2 separate regions of the Homo sapiens genome follow, and region 1 is linked to region 2. The links are chromatin loops, found by intact Hi-C in ENCODE. Cell type or tissue: HCT116. All regions are shown on one strand. Links, peaks and the distances in the headings refer to the core of each region. The heading gives the core; the rest is flanking DNA. Region 1 overlaps GTF2IRD1 (GTF2I repeat domain containing 1). Region 2 has its middle 20 kb from the start of GTF2IRD1.

The links. A loop is a pair of places that touch in the nucleus more often than their neighbours do. Peaks named below come from ENCODE experiments on the same cell type or tissue, not always from the same donor. Only the 100,000 strongest peaks of a DNase experiment are listed, where the experiment ranks them.
Region 1: a loop joins it to region 2, with 6 times the contacts of the local background. A loop is called at or near these places in 5 of 110 quality-filtered maps.

The regions. Positions count from the first base shown.
Region 1 is chr7:74,483,276-74,491,600 of GRCh38, reverse strand. The region is part of intron 1 of GTF2IRD1 (GTF2I repeat domain containing 1); the gene reads right to left. It also overlaps the pseudogene RNA5SP233. Among named protein-coding and RNA genes, the nearest start is that of GTF2IRD1, 34 kb to the right of the region's middle. In HCT116, for the core only: no CTCF peak of the experiment used is centred there; no DNase peak of the experiment used is centred there; H3K27ac peaks cover 902 bases.
Region 2 is chr7:74,430,163-74,438,487 of GRCh38, reverse strand. No RefSeq gene overlaps it. Among named protein-coding and RNA genes, the nearest start is that of GTF2IRD1, 20 kb to the left of the region's middle. RefSeq lists enhancers at 2,465-3,084, 3,706-4,326, 7,895-8,325. In HCT116, for the core only: no CTCF peak of the experiment used is centred there; a DNase peak (open chromatin) is centred at 3,647.

The DNA.
Region 1 (8,325 bases), core at 196-8,195, 53 kb before region 2:
AACACAAGAACAGAAAACCAAATACTGCATGTTCTCACTTATAAGTGGGAGCTGAACAATGAGAACACATGGACACAGAGAGGGGGGCAACACACACTGGGGCCTTTCAGAAGGTGGAGGGTGGGAGGAGGGAGAAGATCATAAGAAATAACTATTGGGTACTGGGCTTAATACCTGGGTGAAAAAAGAATCTGTACAACAAACCCCCATGACACAAGTTTACCTATGTCACAAACCTGCACACTTGTACCCAAGAACCTCAAAGTAAAAAAAAAAAAAAAAAAAAAAAGAATTTTTTTTTCTCCCTCACTCTGTCACCCAGGCTGGAGTGCAGCAGTGGGATCTCAGCTCACTGCAACCTCCACCTCCAGGGTTCAGGCGATTCTCGTGCCTCAGCCTCCTGAGTAGCTGGGATTACAGGTGCCTGCCACCACGCCCATCTAATTTTTGTATTTTTAGTAGAGATGGGGTTTCACCATGTTGGCCAGAATGGTCTTGAACTCCTGACCTCATGATCTGCCCACTTTAGCCTTCCAAAGTGCTGGGATTACAGGCATGAGCCACCGCACTCGGCCTGAAATTTCTGTTGCTTTAAGGCACGAAGTCTGTGTGGCCCGTGTTACAGCAGCTTCAGGAAATTAACACTGGCTCCTTCACTGGCTGTACCCCACCTCACAAAGACAGTCCACATCCTCAGCCCCTTGGACACTCAGTCCTCAGCTCAGACCTCTGCAAAGCTCAGGCCTGGGTTTGCTGGAGAGCTCTCCAATCTCTTCCCCCTTGGAAGCGCCACTAGAAAGAGCCGGATTTTTCTGGACACCAGAGAAGCGTCTCTGTGATTCAAGTCTCACTGCCCTATGGACCAGCTGGGGCGTTGGAGCTGATGGAGAAAAAAAAAAATACACCCAACCACGTAAAAGGCAAAGGCAGGCACACACCCCACCCAAACACGGCCCCCGCACCATCCGCTGCCATATGCTTGTTTCTTGAAAAAGAAGCTTGAGAGAACAAACAAAAAAGAAATTTCTCCCCTTCTGGAAGGCGGGCGGGGGGGGGGGTATCCTTTCTCCCCAGCAGCCTCAGCCTCCCTCTGAATACTCCCTCTCTAGTCCCAGAGGCTCCCCAGTGGGGGTAGAGTGGCCTGGGGGTCCTGGATTCCTGCCCTCCCCCACCACCACTGTCACTGTAGCCGGGAAGAACACTGCCAGTCACAGCCCTGGCCTTCCATTCGTATCTGCTCAGGCCAGGCTCTGGGCTGGGCAGCGGGAGGGGGTCTTACACCCAGCCGCAGTGCAGTAGAAGGCAGTCTGGGGTCATGGTTAAGACACCTGGGGTCTCACTGGGCGCAGTGGCTCACGCCTGTAATCCCAGTGCTTTGGGAGGCTAAGGCAGGAGGATCAAGCCCAGGAGTTCAAGATCAGCCTGGGCAGCACAGTGAGACCCCATCTCTACAAAAAAACAAAAAAGTTAGCCAGGTGTGGTGGTGCGTGCCTGTTGTCCCAGCTACTCGGGGTGCTGAGGCAGGAGGATAGCTTGACACGGGAGGTCAAGGCTGCAATGAGCTATGACTGCAGCACTGCAGTCCAACCCAGGGGACAGAGCTAGACTCTGTCACACACACACACAAAAAAAATCTGAGTTCCAGTCCTGGATCTGACCCCAAAAGCTGTCCTCCAAGTCCTCTGCCCCACTCCCTGCTAACAGAATCCCCCCGTTGTGTCCTGGTATCTAAAGATGGGACAAACTTTGCTGGGTTGTCCCAACAACCAGTGCTTGGGGCAGCTGGGCCCTCCCAGTCCCTGGGAGGAACTTTGGTGATTCTCCAAGGCTCAGAGCAAGGCACTCCTTTTCCCCTAGCTGGGACAGGTGTAAGGAGAGGCCAGAACCCAATTCTGGCCACTGAGACATGAGGGACTTCTAGGAGAGCTGTCCTTGCCCTTAGAAAGGAACTGAAACCAGGCCAGGAGTGGTGGCTCACACCTGTCATCTCAGCACTTTGGGAGGCCAAGGTGGGCAGATCACCTGAGGTCAGGAGTTTGAGACCAGGCTGGCCAACATGGCGAAACCCCGTCTCTACTAAAAATACAAAAATTAGCCAGGTGTGGTGGTACATGCCTGTAATCCCAGCTACTTGGGAGGCTGAGGCAGGAGAATCGCTTGAACCCAGGAGGCGGAGGTTGCAGTGAGCTGAGATCACACCATTGCACTCCAGCCTGGGCAACAGAGCAAGACTCCGTCTCAAATAAAAAAAGGGACTGAAACCAGGGATGTCCTCCTTCTCCTGCATGTGACACCCCCGACCATGACAGCCAACTAGAGACATGAAAAGAATCAGCCCGGGAGGTGAGGGTATCTGAGGATGGCAGGGTGAACTCGTGGAAGAACTTGGTCCTGTATGACCCCAGATCTGCCATCTCTAAGCTTTGGGTGAAACAGTAAAAGTCTTTTTTTTTCTTTTTGAGATGGAGTCTTACCCTGTTGCCCAGGCTGGAGTGCAGTGGCACGATCTTGGCTCACTGCAACTTCTGCCTCCTGGGTTCAAATGATTCTCCTGCCTCAGCCTCCTGAGTAGCTGGGATTACAGGAACCCACCACCACACCCGGCTAATTTTTGTATTTTTAGTAGAGACGGGGTTTTGTTATGTTGGCCAGGCTGGTCTTGAACTCCTGACCTCAGGTGATCCGCCACCTTGGCCTCCCAAAGTGCTGGGATTACAGGAATGAACCACCGCGCCCAGGCAAAAGTCCATATTTCTTAAGGCACTCTTAGTAGAGGTTTCTTTTCTTCTTTCCTTTTTTACCCCCCCAGGACTAGAGTTTCTTTTCTTCTCTCTCTCTCTCTTTTTTTCTTCTGTCACCCAGGCTGGAGTGCAGTGATGCAATCATAGCTAACTACAGCCTCGATCTTGATCTCTCCTAGACTCAAGCAATCCTCCAGCCTCAGCCTCCCAAGTAGCTGGGACTACGGGCGCCTGCCACCACACCTGGCTCACTTAAAAAATCTTGTTAGAGACAGGGTCTCACTATGTTGCCCAGGCTGGTTCTGAACTCCTGGTCTCAAGCAATCCTCCTGCCTTGGCCTCCCAAAGTGATGGGATTACAGGCGTGAGCCACCGTGCCCAGCCAGAGGTTTCTTTCATTTGCAGCTAAAAACATCCTACTTAAGTCAGTCTTTACCAGTTGTAAAGTCACCCATTTGTTTTTGACTACAGGTCTATTTTACAATTTCCTTTCCAACTGCAGCTGAAGAGCCTACATCCGATTTTGATACCCAGAGCAAGATTTGAAGATTCTGAGTGTGCTACAATTCTTTATTTTGACACAGGGTCTCACTCTGTCTCTAGGCTGGAGTGAAGTGGGTGTGATCATAGCTCACTGCAGCCTCCAACTCCTGGGCTCAAGCGATCCTCCCGCCTCAGCCTCCTGAGTAGCTGGGACCACAGCGTGTGTCGCCACACCCAGCTAAGTTTTTATTTTTACTTTTTAGAGATAGGGTCTCACTGTGTTGCCCAGGCTGATCTTGAACTCCTGGCCTCAAGTGATCTTCTCACCTTGGGCTCCCAAAGTGCTAGATTATGAGTGTGAGCCACTGCACCCGGCTAACTTTATTTTTTATGCTGAGGGCTCCATCTCTAGTCCCACCACCCTCTTACCATGATGTTTGAGGAGGCACAATATTCTGAAAAAAATGGAAGTGATGGAAACAAAATGGAAAATTTGAAAAGATTAAAATATAAGTAATTCTTTTAAAAATGTCCTCTATATTTCTGAAGCATCTTTGTTAGTTTAAAATATAAAAATGCATTATGTATAAGTTGTTTTGTTCAACATTGCCACAGATTTGCTGTATCAAATTCAAAACTACAGTTTATTCAGAAGCCACCAATTTTAGATTTAATCACATTTTAAATGTTTAACATCTTTGTTACCAATGGAATTACAGTGTTTTGGGCTTTAAATAAGCTAGGCTTTCTTGTATATTTTTAAAAATTGTTTAAGTAATGTGGATAATTTATCTTTCTCTGGCTTTAAAAAAAATTTCCTAGAGATTGCAAAAACAGTCTACGGCCCCACCACCCTGAAAGAGCCTGATCTCATCTGATCTCAGAAGCTAAGCAGAGTCGGGTCTGGTTAGTTCTTAGATAGGAGACTGCAAAAAACAGGTGTTACACTTTGGGTGACTTAGTATTTCTTACGATATCAAGTAGAACTGGAAAGCTTTCATATTCAGAAAGGGAATAGAGACAAAGAGAGAAGTTACCCTGGCCAGGTGCAGTGGCTCACGCCTGTAATCCCAGCACTTTGGGAGGCCGAGGCGGTCGATAACCTGAGGTCCGGAGTTCAAGACCAGCCTGGCCAACATGGCGAAACCTCATCTCTATTAAAATACAAAAATTAGCCCTGCATGGTGTTGGGTGCCTGTAATTCTAGCTACTTGGGAGGCTGAGGCAGGGAGAATCATGTGAACCTGGGAGGCGGAGGTTGCAGTGAGCCAAGATCGCGCCACTGCACTCCCACCTGGGTGACAGAGACTCCATCTCAAAAGGAAAAAAGAAAAGAAAAGTTATCTTGTAATTCTCTCATCTACATCACTGAGTCCAACTTTTGGGAACTTTTGTCTAATGCGTCTCATTTCTTTGTTTTTAGAGACAGGGTCTTGCTATGTTGTCCAGGCTGGTTTCAAACTCCTGGGCTCAAGGGATCTTCCCCACGCCACCCTCAGTGTCCTGAGTAGCTGGGATTACAGGAGCACACAACCACGCTTGGCTATTTTTTTTCATTTTTTTTTTTTGTAGAGACATGGTCTTGCTATGTTGCTCAGGCTGGTCCTGAACTCCTAGGCTCAAGCAATCCTCCTGCCTCAGCTTCCTGAGTAGCTGGGACTATAGGCATGAGCCACCATGCCCAGCTGAACGTGCTGGGATTGTGAGGCAGACAGATGCTGTGTGGCTGGTACCTCAATCCCCATATAACCAACTTCTCCCTTGCTCTCCTCTTCTGTAGGGGCCACAACACAAAATCCTCCCATTCCTATACTCTCTTGCAGCCAGAGATGACCACAAGACACAGTCTAACCAGTGAGGCATTCCCAAACAAAAGAGCAGAGTTTCCCTGGAAGCAGGCAATGGGGGGCTCAATCCCTTACTCCCTATGCCCTGCCTGGTGGCTGACATCCACTTTAGGCCAGGATGACCAAAGCCCTCAGCCAGAGGAGAGAGAGAGAGATGGCGCAGGCCCCTCAGATGTGCCTGAGCAGCTGCCTGCGGCTGGACCACCCACCCATGCCTCCTGTTACACGAGACACCCCTCTCTCCTAAGCCTCTGTTTCTCAGGTTGCTTGCAACAAACACATTCCTAACAGAAATAGACTCCACGGCGGTGTGGGCGGATCACTTGAGGTCAAGAGTTCGAGACCAGCCTGGCCAACATGGTGAAACCACATCTCTACTAAAAATACAAAAATTAGCTGGGCGTGGTGTTGGGCACCTATAATCCCAGCTACTCAGGAGGCTGAGGCAGGAGAACTGCTTGAACCTGGGAGGCGGAGGTTGCAGTGAGCCAAGATCATGCCACCGTACTCCAGCCTGGGTGACAGGGCAAGACTCCATCTCAAAAAAAAAAAGAAACAGATTCCATGGGAGGCATTTTCTTTTCTTTCTTCTTCTTTTTTTTTAAAGACAGGGTCTCACTCTGTCACCGAGGCTGGAGTGCAGAGGCACGATCATAGCTCACTGCAGCCCCACCTTCCTGGACTCAAGCAATTCTCCTGCCTCAGGCTCACGAGTACCTGGGACTACATGATTGCGCCACCATACCCGGCTAATTTTTTAAAAAATTTTTAGTAGAGACAGAGTCTTGCTATGTTGCCCAGGCTGGTCTCAAACTCCTGCCCTCAAGTGATCCACCTGCCTCGGCCTCTCAAAGTGCCGGGATTATAGGTGTGAGCCACTGCTCCCAGCTGCATCTATTTTTTTTTTTTCTTTGAGATGGAGTCTTGCTCTTTTACCCAGGCCAGACTGCAGTGGCACTATCTCGGCTCACTGCAAGCTCCGCCTCCTGGGTTCACACCATTCTCCTGCCTCAGCCTCCCGAGTAGCTGGGACTACAGGCGTCCGCCACCACGCCCAGCTAATTTTTTGTGTTTTTAGTAGAGACGGGGTTTCACCGTGTTAGCCAGGATGGTCTCGATCTCCTGACCTCGTGATCCGCCCGCCTCGGCCTCTCAAAGTGCTGGGATTACAGGCGTGAGCCACCGCACCCAGCCAGCTGCATCTATTTTTAAAGGCCTCAGTCTCCAAGACTCGTCTGATGAATTCCACTGTCCATCAATCCTGGCCATTGAGGAAAGTGTGTCCAAACATCCATTCCAGGTTTCTCCTGCAGCAGCCCCACTGCTGCCTCCCCTGGGGCATCTGTAGCTAGAGGATGCCTTGATGCACATCCCTCTGGCATGATCCCACTCACAAGCCTCTTTCCTGCACCCTAAGCCACCCAGCTCCGGGCCCTTGGTCAGAGGTGTCGGGAGGTGGCATGTCTCCCACCCACGCATCTGAGGCCAGAAGAAGTCTCAGTGGGATTCTGGAAGGAAGGACTCAAGCATTGGATAAGGGGTTGAAAGAGGCGATTTCTCAGATCCACTCCAGATTTGAGATCCCTCATTACAGCAATGTTGTTAATAAAACAGTAATAGTCTCAAAGACACATCTGTACAGCCATGTTCATAGGATCAGTATTCACAATAGCCAAAAGGCAGAAACCGTCCCAGCGTCCGATGATGAATGGATAAAAAACCACAGTCTATCCATACAATGGAATATTACTGAGCCTTAAAAAGGAAAGACAGGCTGGGTGCAGTGGCTCATGACTGTAATCCTAACATTTGGGAGGCTGAGGCGGGTGGATCACCTGACGTCAGGAGTTTGAGACCAGCCTGGCCAACATGGTGAAATCTCGTCTCTACTAAAAATACAAAAATTAGCTGGCTGTGGTGGCAGGTGCCTGTAATCACAGCTACTCGGGAGGCTGAGGCAGGAGAATTGCTTGAACCCGGAGGGTGGAGGTTGCAGTAAGCCAAGATCGCACCACTTCGCTCCAGCCTGGGTGGGTGAAAGAGTGAGACTCCAATTCAAAAAAAAAAAAAAAAAAAGAAGGATGGCCGGGTGTGGTGGCTCATGCCTGTAATCTCAGTACTTTGGGAGGCTGAGACAGGAGGATCACTTGAGCCTGGGAGGTAGAGGTTGCAGTGAGCTGAGGTCACACTACTGCACTCCAGCCTGGGTGACAGAGTGAGACCCTGTCTCAATTTAAAAATAAAAAAAGACCATCATGTTAGGCCCGGTGATGCATATACCATCTCTCCAAATCCTTGACTCCATGGCTTTGGTTCCTGAAGACCCAAGTCCAGGTTCATTGCCATTACGCTGACAGAGAATTTAGGGACACAGGCTTTCAGCCAACACAAGGGAACATTCCTAATGGGAAGAACTGTCCCAGAATGGAAGAACAAGCTGCTGTGTGGGCACTGAGTCTCCATCTCTGGGGGCTGCTCAGTGGAAGCTGCCCACTTATCAAGGCCTCTCAGAGGGTCTTTGCACCTGGGAGACTCTGGCTGTATCTACACGGCTCCTTCCTTCCACCAAGAAATCTGGCCTGGAGGTAATTCAGGCAGAGCAGAAGTGAGACACTGCATTTTTGCTCCACTTAGAAATGAGCCAAGTTGGTAAATAAGATTTTTTTTTTTTTAAAGAGACAGAGTCTTGCTCTGCCACCTAGGCTGGAATGCAATGGCGTGATTATGGCTCACTGCACCCTCAAACTCCTGGACTCAAGCCATCTGCCGGCCTCAGCCTCCCGAGTAGCTCCCTGCTAATTTTTTTAAAAATGTTTTGTAAAGATGGAGTCTCGCTCTGTCACCCAGGCTGGAATGCAGTGGCACGATCATGGCTCACTGCAGCCTCAAATTCCTGGACTCCAGCCATCCGCCTGCCTCAGCCTCCCAAGTAGCTGGGGTTACAGGTGCATGCTGCCATGCCTGATTTTTAAAAATTTTTTTTGTAGAGACAGTCTTGTTCTGCCACCCAGCCTGGAGTGCAGTGCTGCAATCATAGCTCATTGCAGCCTCAAATTCCTGGGCTCAAGCGATTCTTTCCCTCAGCCTCGCAAGTAGCTGGAACTGCAGACACATGCCACCATGCCCAGCTAATTAAAAAAAAAATTTTTTTTTTTTTAGAGATGGGGCCTTGCTATGTTGCCCAGGCTGGGCTCAAATTCTTGGGCTCAAGCAATCCTGCCTCAGTCTCCCAAAGTGCTGGGATTACAGGAATG
Region 2 (8,325 bases), core at 231-8,230:
CTATTCTGGTGAAGGCTCAGAAGAAAAGGAAAGCTGCAGGGACAGCCTTAATGTTTTTAGAGATTACGTATGTGGTCATAATCAGAAGGTGGTAAAAATGTGGATGGTAAAGGCAATTCTGATGAGGTCTTAAACAGAAATGAGAAATATTTTATTGGAAACCAGAGAAAAGGTCATCCTTGTTACAAAATGGCAAAGAACTTAGCTGAATTTTGTTCATGTCCTACTACTTTGTGGAAAGTAGAATTTAAGAGTGATGAACTAATATATTTGTTGGAGGAAATCTCTGAGCAAAGTGTTCAGGGTGCTACATGGTTGCTCTTAACTGCTGATAGTAAAATGCAACAAGAGAGGGATTAACTAAAGACAGAATTTATAATAAAAAGGGAGGCAGAATAAAGATTTGAAAAATTCTCAGACTGGCCAGGTTGTAAAAGTGTGTTTAAGACAAAATACCCGGTGGCTCACGCCTGTAATCTCAGCACTTTGGGAGGCTGAGGCGGATGGATCATGAGGTCAGGAGTTTGAGACCAGCCTGACCAACATAGTGAAACCCCGTCTCTACCAAAAATAGAAAAATTAGCCAGGTGTGATGGTGTGCGCCTCTAATCCCAGCTACTCAGGAGGCCGAGGCAGGAGAAACGCTTGAACCCGGGAGGCAGAGGTTGCAGTGAGCTGAGATCACGCCATCACACTCCAGCCTGGATGACAGAGTGAGACTCCATCTCAAAAAAAAAAAAAAAAAAAAAAAAAAAAAAGGGAGAGAGAGAAAAAATACCAAGGGTAATAAGAAGATTAATAAGAGGCCGAGCACGGTGGCTCACACCTGTAATCCCAGCACTTTGGGAGGCCAAGGCAGGTGGATCACTTGAGCCCAGGAGTTTGAGACCAGCCTGGGCAACATGGCAAAACTCTGTCTCCACTAAAAATACAAAAATTAGCAGGGTGTGGTGGCTCATGCCTGTAATCCCAGCTACTCAGGAGGCTGAGGCACAAGAATTGCTTCAGCCTGGGAGGTGGAGGTTGCAGTGAGCCAAGATTGCACCACTACACTCCAGCCTAGGCAACAGAGTGAGACTCTGTCTCAAAAAAAAAAAAAATTATCCAGGTGTGGTGGCACACGCCTATAGTGCCACCTGCTCTGGAGGCTGAGCTGGGAGGATTGCTTGAGCCCAGGATTTCAAGACCAGCTTGGGCAACATGGTGTGACTTCACCTCTACCAAAAAAAAAAAATTTAGTTGGGCATGGTGGCATGTTCTTGTGGTCTCAGCCACTCGAGGCCAGGGGATTACTTAAGCCCAGGAGGCTGAGTCTGCAGTGAGCTATGCTAGCACCACTGCAATCCAGCCTGGGCGACAGAGCAGGAAAATTTAATGTTGTTTGCCCTGTTGGGTTTGGGACTTACTTAGGATCTATTATCCTTTCCTTCTTTCCTTATTCTATTTTTTTTTTCAATCCTTTCCTTCTTTCCTACTTCCCCCTTTCGGAATGGAAACATCTGTCCTGTACCTGGCCCACTGTTGTCTTTTGGAAGCACTTTACTTGTTTGATTTCATAGACTCAGCAGGAGGCATATTGATGCCTCAGGATGAAACACACCCTAGAGTCTTACCCATATCTGAGGTAGATAATATTTAGATGAGACTTTGGACTTGGACTTTAAAGTTGATGCTAGAATCAGTTAAGGCTTTTCAGGGCTACTGGGATAAAATGAGTAGTATGTTTGTTTGTTTGTTTTGTTTTGTTTTGAGACAAGGTCTTACTCTGTTGCCCAGGTTAAAGTGCAGTGGCGCAATTGTGGCTCACTGCAGCCTCGACTTCCTGGGCTTAGGTGATCCTCCCACCTTGGCCTCCCAAAGTGCTGGGATTACAGACGTGAGCCATTGTGCCTGGCTGGAATGAATGTATGTCATATGTGAACGTGAAAAGGACATGAGTTTTGGGGGCCCAGGAGCAGAATGCTATGATTTCAATGATGATGTCTCTTCCAAAATTCATGTTGAGACTTACTCATTGTGGTGGTGGTATTGAGAGGTGGGGTCTTTTTGGGAAGTAATTAGGTCATGAGAGCATGAGCCTACAGATTGGTGCCTTATAAAAGGGCTGGAGGGAACTAGCTTAGGACCCTTTGCCTTTCCACCTTCTGCCATGTGTGAGCAGAGTTCATCCCCCACGCAGGATGCAGCCAAAAGGTGCCATCTTGGAAGCAGAGACTAGGGCCCTCCCCAGGCAGTGAACCTGCTGGCTACTTGATCTTGGACTTCCCAGCCTCTAGAACCATGAGAAAATAAATTTCTGTTCTTTATAAATTCCCCAGTTTCAGGTATTTTGTCTTTTAAAATATTTTTTTATTTTGTGTTTTTATTTTTATGGGTTTTTTTTAATATAATTCTTTTTTTTTTTTTTGAGATGGGTGTCTCACTCTGTCACCCAGGCTGGTGTGCAGTGGCATGATCTCAGCTCACTGCAACCTCCCACTCCCGGGTTCAAGGGATCCTCCCACCTCAGCCTCCCAAGTAGCTGGGACTACAGGCATGCACCACCATGCCGGGATAATTTTTATATTTTGGTGGAGACAGGTTTCACCATGTTGCCCAGGCTGGTCTCAAACTCCCGGGTCCAAGGGATCTGCCATCTTGGCCTCCCAAAGTGCTGAGATTACAGGTGTGAGCCACTGTGCCCAGCCTCAGGTATTTTGTCACAGCAGCACAAACAGCCTGAACTCAGAGCGCTAGAGAGGCATGATCTTCCACGGGTCACTGGGGGCTGGTCCTGGAGATGCTGTTGGGCAGATATACATGTCAGCACCAGCCAGCACTCAGAGAACCCTGAGGGTCTTAGACAGTGGCCACCTCGGTAGGTGTCCTCCCTGCCTTCTTGTCTGCCCGGCAATGCTCTGTTCGCCTCTGCGGGCTCACCTCCCAGGTTACTGCCTCCAGGAAGGAGCCCCTGATCTCAGGCTGGTCAGGTGCCTGTCTGGGCCTCCCAAGCCCACAGTGCTTTGAAACCATCTGCCTTCCCACTGGACCATGAGGTTCTCCAGCAGGGGCCCTGTCTGAGGGCTCTCTGAGTCCCTGCACCCAGCATACGACCTGACCCAGAGTCTGAGGCTGCCAGGGCTTTGCTGGAACAAGTGGCTAAAGGCAGGAGCTGTGAGAGGCGGGTGAAGGGGCTGGGGGCTCAGGAGGGACACCAGGGCAGGGCTCTGACTCAGCTCCTGCTGTCTACTTGGGAGAAACAACCCAGAAGGCCCAGAGAGAGGTTGCTGTCCAGGAGCTGTCTCCACTGCCGGCTGGCTCAGCTTCCTCCCCGGAATAACTTAGTAAGAGTCAGTGTTCTCCCCGTCTCTAGTTAAACATTAAAAATTAGGCCACGTGCAGTGGCTCACACCTGTAATCCTAGCACTTTGGGAGGCCGAGGTAGGGGGATCACCTGAGGTCAGGAGTTCGAGACCAGCCTGGGCAACATGGTGAAACCCCATCTCTACTAAAAATCCAAAAATTAGCTGGGTGTGGTGGTGGGCACTTATAATTCCAGCCACTCGGGAGGCTGAGGCAGGAGAATTGCTTGAACCCGGGAGGCGGAGGTTGCGGTGAGCCAAGATTGAGTCACAGCACTCCCGCCTGGGTGACAAGCGTAAGACTCCGTCTCAAAACAAAAACAACAACAAAAAATTAGGCCCAACCCCTGGGAATACTTACCAGCCCCACTCACCTTCCTGGGCTGGCCTCTTGGAAGCCCCGGGGTTCTACAGGCTCAGGTTCCCAGCTGCCCTGGCCCTCACATGCTTGGTGTTACCCGGCTGGGCTCCCTAACTGGGCCACCACTGGGAAAGGTGCTGGGTTAGATGGAGTCACCCCTGTGTGTGACCCATTTCTGTGGACCCCACCTGCCCTGTGTACATCTGCATATATGATGCAGTCACAGCATTTTCTGCCTATCACCTTCTCTGCCCAAACCTCAGTTTCTTTATTCATTTGTTTATTTAGAGATAGGGTCTTACTCTGTTACCCAGGCTGGAGTAAAGTGGCTCGATCACAGCTTGCTGTAGCCTCCACCTCTTAGGCTCAAATGATCCTCCCACCTCAGCCTCCTGAGTGGCTGGGACTACAAGCATGTGCCCAGCCAATTTTATTTATTTATTTTTTGTAGAGATGGAGAGTCACTGGGTTGCCCAGGCTGGTCTCGAAATTCTGGGCTCAAGCGATCCTCTCGCAATGGCCTCCCAAAGTGCTGGGATTACAGACGTGAGCCCCGCACCCGGTCCTCAAACTTTCGTTTCCTATACTCAGGATGGGGATGGTTGTGCCATCTGGGGAGCGTCAGGTGGGCCAGCCACAAGGCCAGGAGAATGAGATTCCTCTGTAAAGAGGACAGAGCCCTTCCTCCTCAGCCAGCCTCAGCTCTGCCGCTCACACGTCTGGGCTCCCTGCTGCCCGGGATCCCAGCCTGCCGGAAATGTAGCAGAAAATTTGCCACCTCTTTACTACGAGCCCCAGGACAGGGTAGGTCTGGGGGCAGGAGGCCCCTCTTTATTCTAGTTTGCCAAGAACTGAATAAAGAAGAAAAAGAAAACCACCCGGCCGGGCGTGGTGGCTCATGCCTATTGTCCCAGCACTTTGGGAGGCCGAGGCAGAGGTCGAGTCGTGTGGATCACTTGAGGTCAGGAGTTTGAGACCAGCCTGGCCAACATGGCGAAACCCCATCTCTACTAAAAATACAAAAATTAGCGGCTGGGCATGGTGGCTCATGCCTGTAATCCCAGCACTTTGGGAGGCCGAGGTGGGTGGATCACAAGGTCAGGAGATCGAGACCATCCCAACTAACATGGTGAAACCCCGTCTCTACTAAAAATACAAAAAAATTAGCTGGGCGGGGTGGCAGGCGCCTGTAGTCCCAGCTACTTGAGAGGCTGAAGCAGGAGAATGGCTTGAACCTGGGAGGCAGAGCTTGCAGTGAGCCGAGATCGCGCCACTGTACCAGCCTGGGCAACAGAGCAAGACTCCGTCTCCAAAAAAAAAAAAAAAAAGAAAATTAGCCAGGCATGATGGCAGGTGCCCTGTAATCCCATCTACTCAGGAGGCTGAGGCAGGAGAAGCGCTTGAACCCGGGAGGCAGAGGTTGCAGTGAGCCGAGATTGTGCCATTGCACTCCAGCCTGGGTGACAGAGCAAGACTCTGTCTCAAAAAACAAAACAAAACAAAAACAAAAACAACAAGAAGAAAAAGAAAACCACTGAAGACATGCTTCTCTTTCCCTACCCCGAATGGTGCAGCTCCAGGGCCAGGGTTGGCTACATCACTGCAAGAGGAAAGTGTGGGGCACATTGTTCAAAAAGCAGGAAAAATGTGTCCTCGAAGGTGCTAAAATACAAAACTTCTTCCTTTCATCCTTGGGCTGACTCTCTCTTGACATCATGATTTTGAAAAAAATTGCTATTTGCCATTTAATGTCGTTCTTAATACAGAAACATTAAAATGCTAAATGATTAGTCTTTTACTATTTCATTCTTTACCATTTATCTTTATATCGTTCAATGCTGGCTTTAAATGTAGCTATAAGAGCATTTTACTCGTGAGCAGAATCGCCGAATCTACACAATTCATATTGTGCCTCATGTGCAAATAATGTGTTTCTTTCTTTTTTTTTTTTTTGGAGACAGAGTCTGGCTCTGTCACACAGGCTCCCTCTGCCTCCCAGGTTCAAGTGATTCTCCTGCCTCGGCCTCCTGAGTAGCTGGGACTACAAGCGTGTGCCTCCATGCCCAGCTAATTTTTGTATTTTTAGTAGAGACGGGGTTTCACCATGTTGGCCAGTCTGGTCTTGAACTCCTGACCTCAGGTGATCCACCTGCCTCAGCCTCCCAAAGGGCTGGGATTATAGGCTTGAGCCACCGTGCCCTGCTCAGTTTTATTTTTATTTTTTTAGAGACGGAGTCTCACTTTGTCGCCCAGGCTGGAGTGCAGTGGCATACTCTCAGCTCACTGTAACCTCTGCCTCCCAGGTTCAAGCAATTTTCGTGCCTCAGCCTCCCGAGTAGCTGGGATTACAGGTGTGCGCCACTACGCATGACTAATTTTTTTGTATGTTTAGTAGAGATGGGGGTTTCACATGGTGGCCAGGCTGGTCTCAAACTCCTGACCTCAGGTGATCCATCTGCCTCAGCCTCCCAAAGTGCTTGGATTACAGGCATGAGACACTGCGCCCGGCCAAGTTCTGGTTTGAATAGAAACTTAGGGCCTTCAGGCCAATCACAGTGGCTCATGCCTGTAATCCCAGCACTTTGAGAGGCTGAGGTGGGAGGGTCGCTTCAGGCCAGGAGTTTGAGACCAGCCTTGGCACCATAGAGAGACCCCATCTGTACAAAATATACAAAAAATTAGCTGAGTGTGGTGGCATGTGCCTGTAGAACCAGCTGCTCAGGAGGCTGAGATTCGAGGATCACTTGAGCCCAGGAGTTCAAGTCTGCAGTGAGCCATGATCGCGCCACTGCTCTCCAGCCTAGGTGACAGAGCAAGACCGTATCTCAATAATAATAATAATAAATAAATAAATAAAAATTAAAAGTAAGGTCTTCAAGGCTGTCAATGGCCTCTTTTTTTTTTCAGTTTGTTTTTTTGAGACAGAGTCTCACCCTGTAGTGCAGTGGCACGATCTCAGCTTACTGCAACCTCCACCTCCTGGATTCAAGCAATTCTTGTGCCTCAGGCTCCCAAGTAGCTGGGATTATAGGTGCGCACCACCACCCCTGGCTAATTTTTGTATTTTTAGTAGAGAAGGGGTTTCGTCATGTTGGCCAGGCTGGTTTTGAACTCCTGACCTCAAGTGATCCCCCACCTTGGCCTCCCAAGGTGCTGGCATTACAGGCATGGATGGCCTCTTGATAGAACGTGTTTACTTAATACCTGTTTTGAGTCACAGGCCCAAGCTTCTGCATTAGGAGCCTGTTTGCTGTCCCTCTCCTCTTCCTGCCTGGAAATCAAGCGGCTGCCCCACTCCTGCTACTTATAAGCTGTGCCACCTCGGGTGGCCACCTCCCCTCTCAGAGCCTCAGTTCCCCGGAGTGATAGCAGTGGTTGCTGAGGGCTGCCTGACCCCCTTGTGAGCTTGCCGTCTGTCAGGCCACAGAAGCAGAGTCCTCTCCCCTCCGCCACTTTGCCACACTTGGGGACGTTTAGGGAACTATGGGTGCTCAGGGTCCTGTAGGTGGCACTGGCCCTGGCCCTGGGGCAGCCCGGCCCCCTTTCTGGGGTGGGGTGATGGCTTGAATCCCAAAGTGTATTTTTTTTTCCTACCCAGCTGGAGTTTCCGCTGACACAGCCGTGTTTTCAGCGCTGGCATTGTGCTTGTATTTAGGTCAGGCCTATTTTAATGCCGCTGGGGACTTGTGCCGGGCTGAGACCGCCTTCCAGGGTTGACACAGAGGAGTGCTGGGCTGCTGAGGGTTTGGAGAGGATGGATGGATGAAGGGAGGAGGGAGGCAGGTGAGGAGGGAGACAGGAAGTGGCAGGTGGCCTTGACCCCCAAATCCTGGCCTATCTGGGGCCCCTACACCCTCTCCCTTTCTATTTTCTTTCTTTTTTTTTTTTTGAGACAGAATCTCAGTCTGTCACCCAGGCTGGAGCGCAGTGGCGCAATCTCGGCTCACTGCAACCTCCTCCTCCCGGGTCCACACGATTCTCCTGCTTCAGCCTCCCGAGTAGCTGGGATTACAAGCGCCCACCACTATGCCTGGCTAATTTTTTTTTTTTTTTTGTATTTTTAGTAGAGATGAGGTTTTACCACATCAGCCAGGCTGGTCTCAAACTCCTGACCTCAGGTGATTCACCCGCCTCGGCTTCCCAAAGTGCTGGGATTTCAGGCGTGGGCCATCACACCCGGCCACACCCCTCCCTTTCTGGCAAGGATCCCCACCCCAACATATACACACTTAGTCTGGTGGGAGGAGAGTCCTACACTGGGCCTCAGGGGACATGGTCGACATTCCTCCAATGTGTGATTTTGCAAGTGATGCTCTCTCCTGCCTCGGTTTCCCCATTTGTCCAAGGAAGGGTTGCTTTGATGACGCAGCCCAGCTCCTCTGGGACTTTGAGAGCACAGGCTGCCAGGCATGGTGGCTCACACCTGTAATCCCAGCACTTTGGGAGGCTTCTGAAGCGGGAGGACTGCTTGAGGCCAGGAGTTTGAGACCACCCTGCACCACATAGCGAGACCCCATCTCTACTAAGAAATTAGCTGGGCATGGCCGGGCATAGTGGCTCATGCCTGTAATCCCAGCAATTTGGGAGGCCAAGGTGGGCAGATCACCTGAGGTAAGGAGTTCG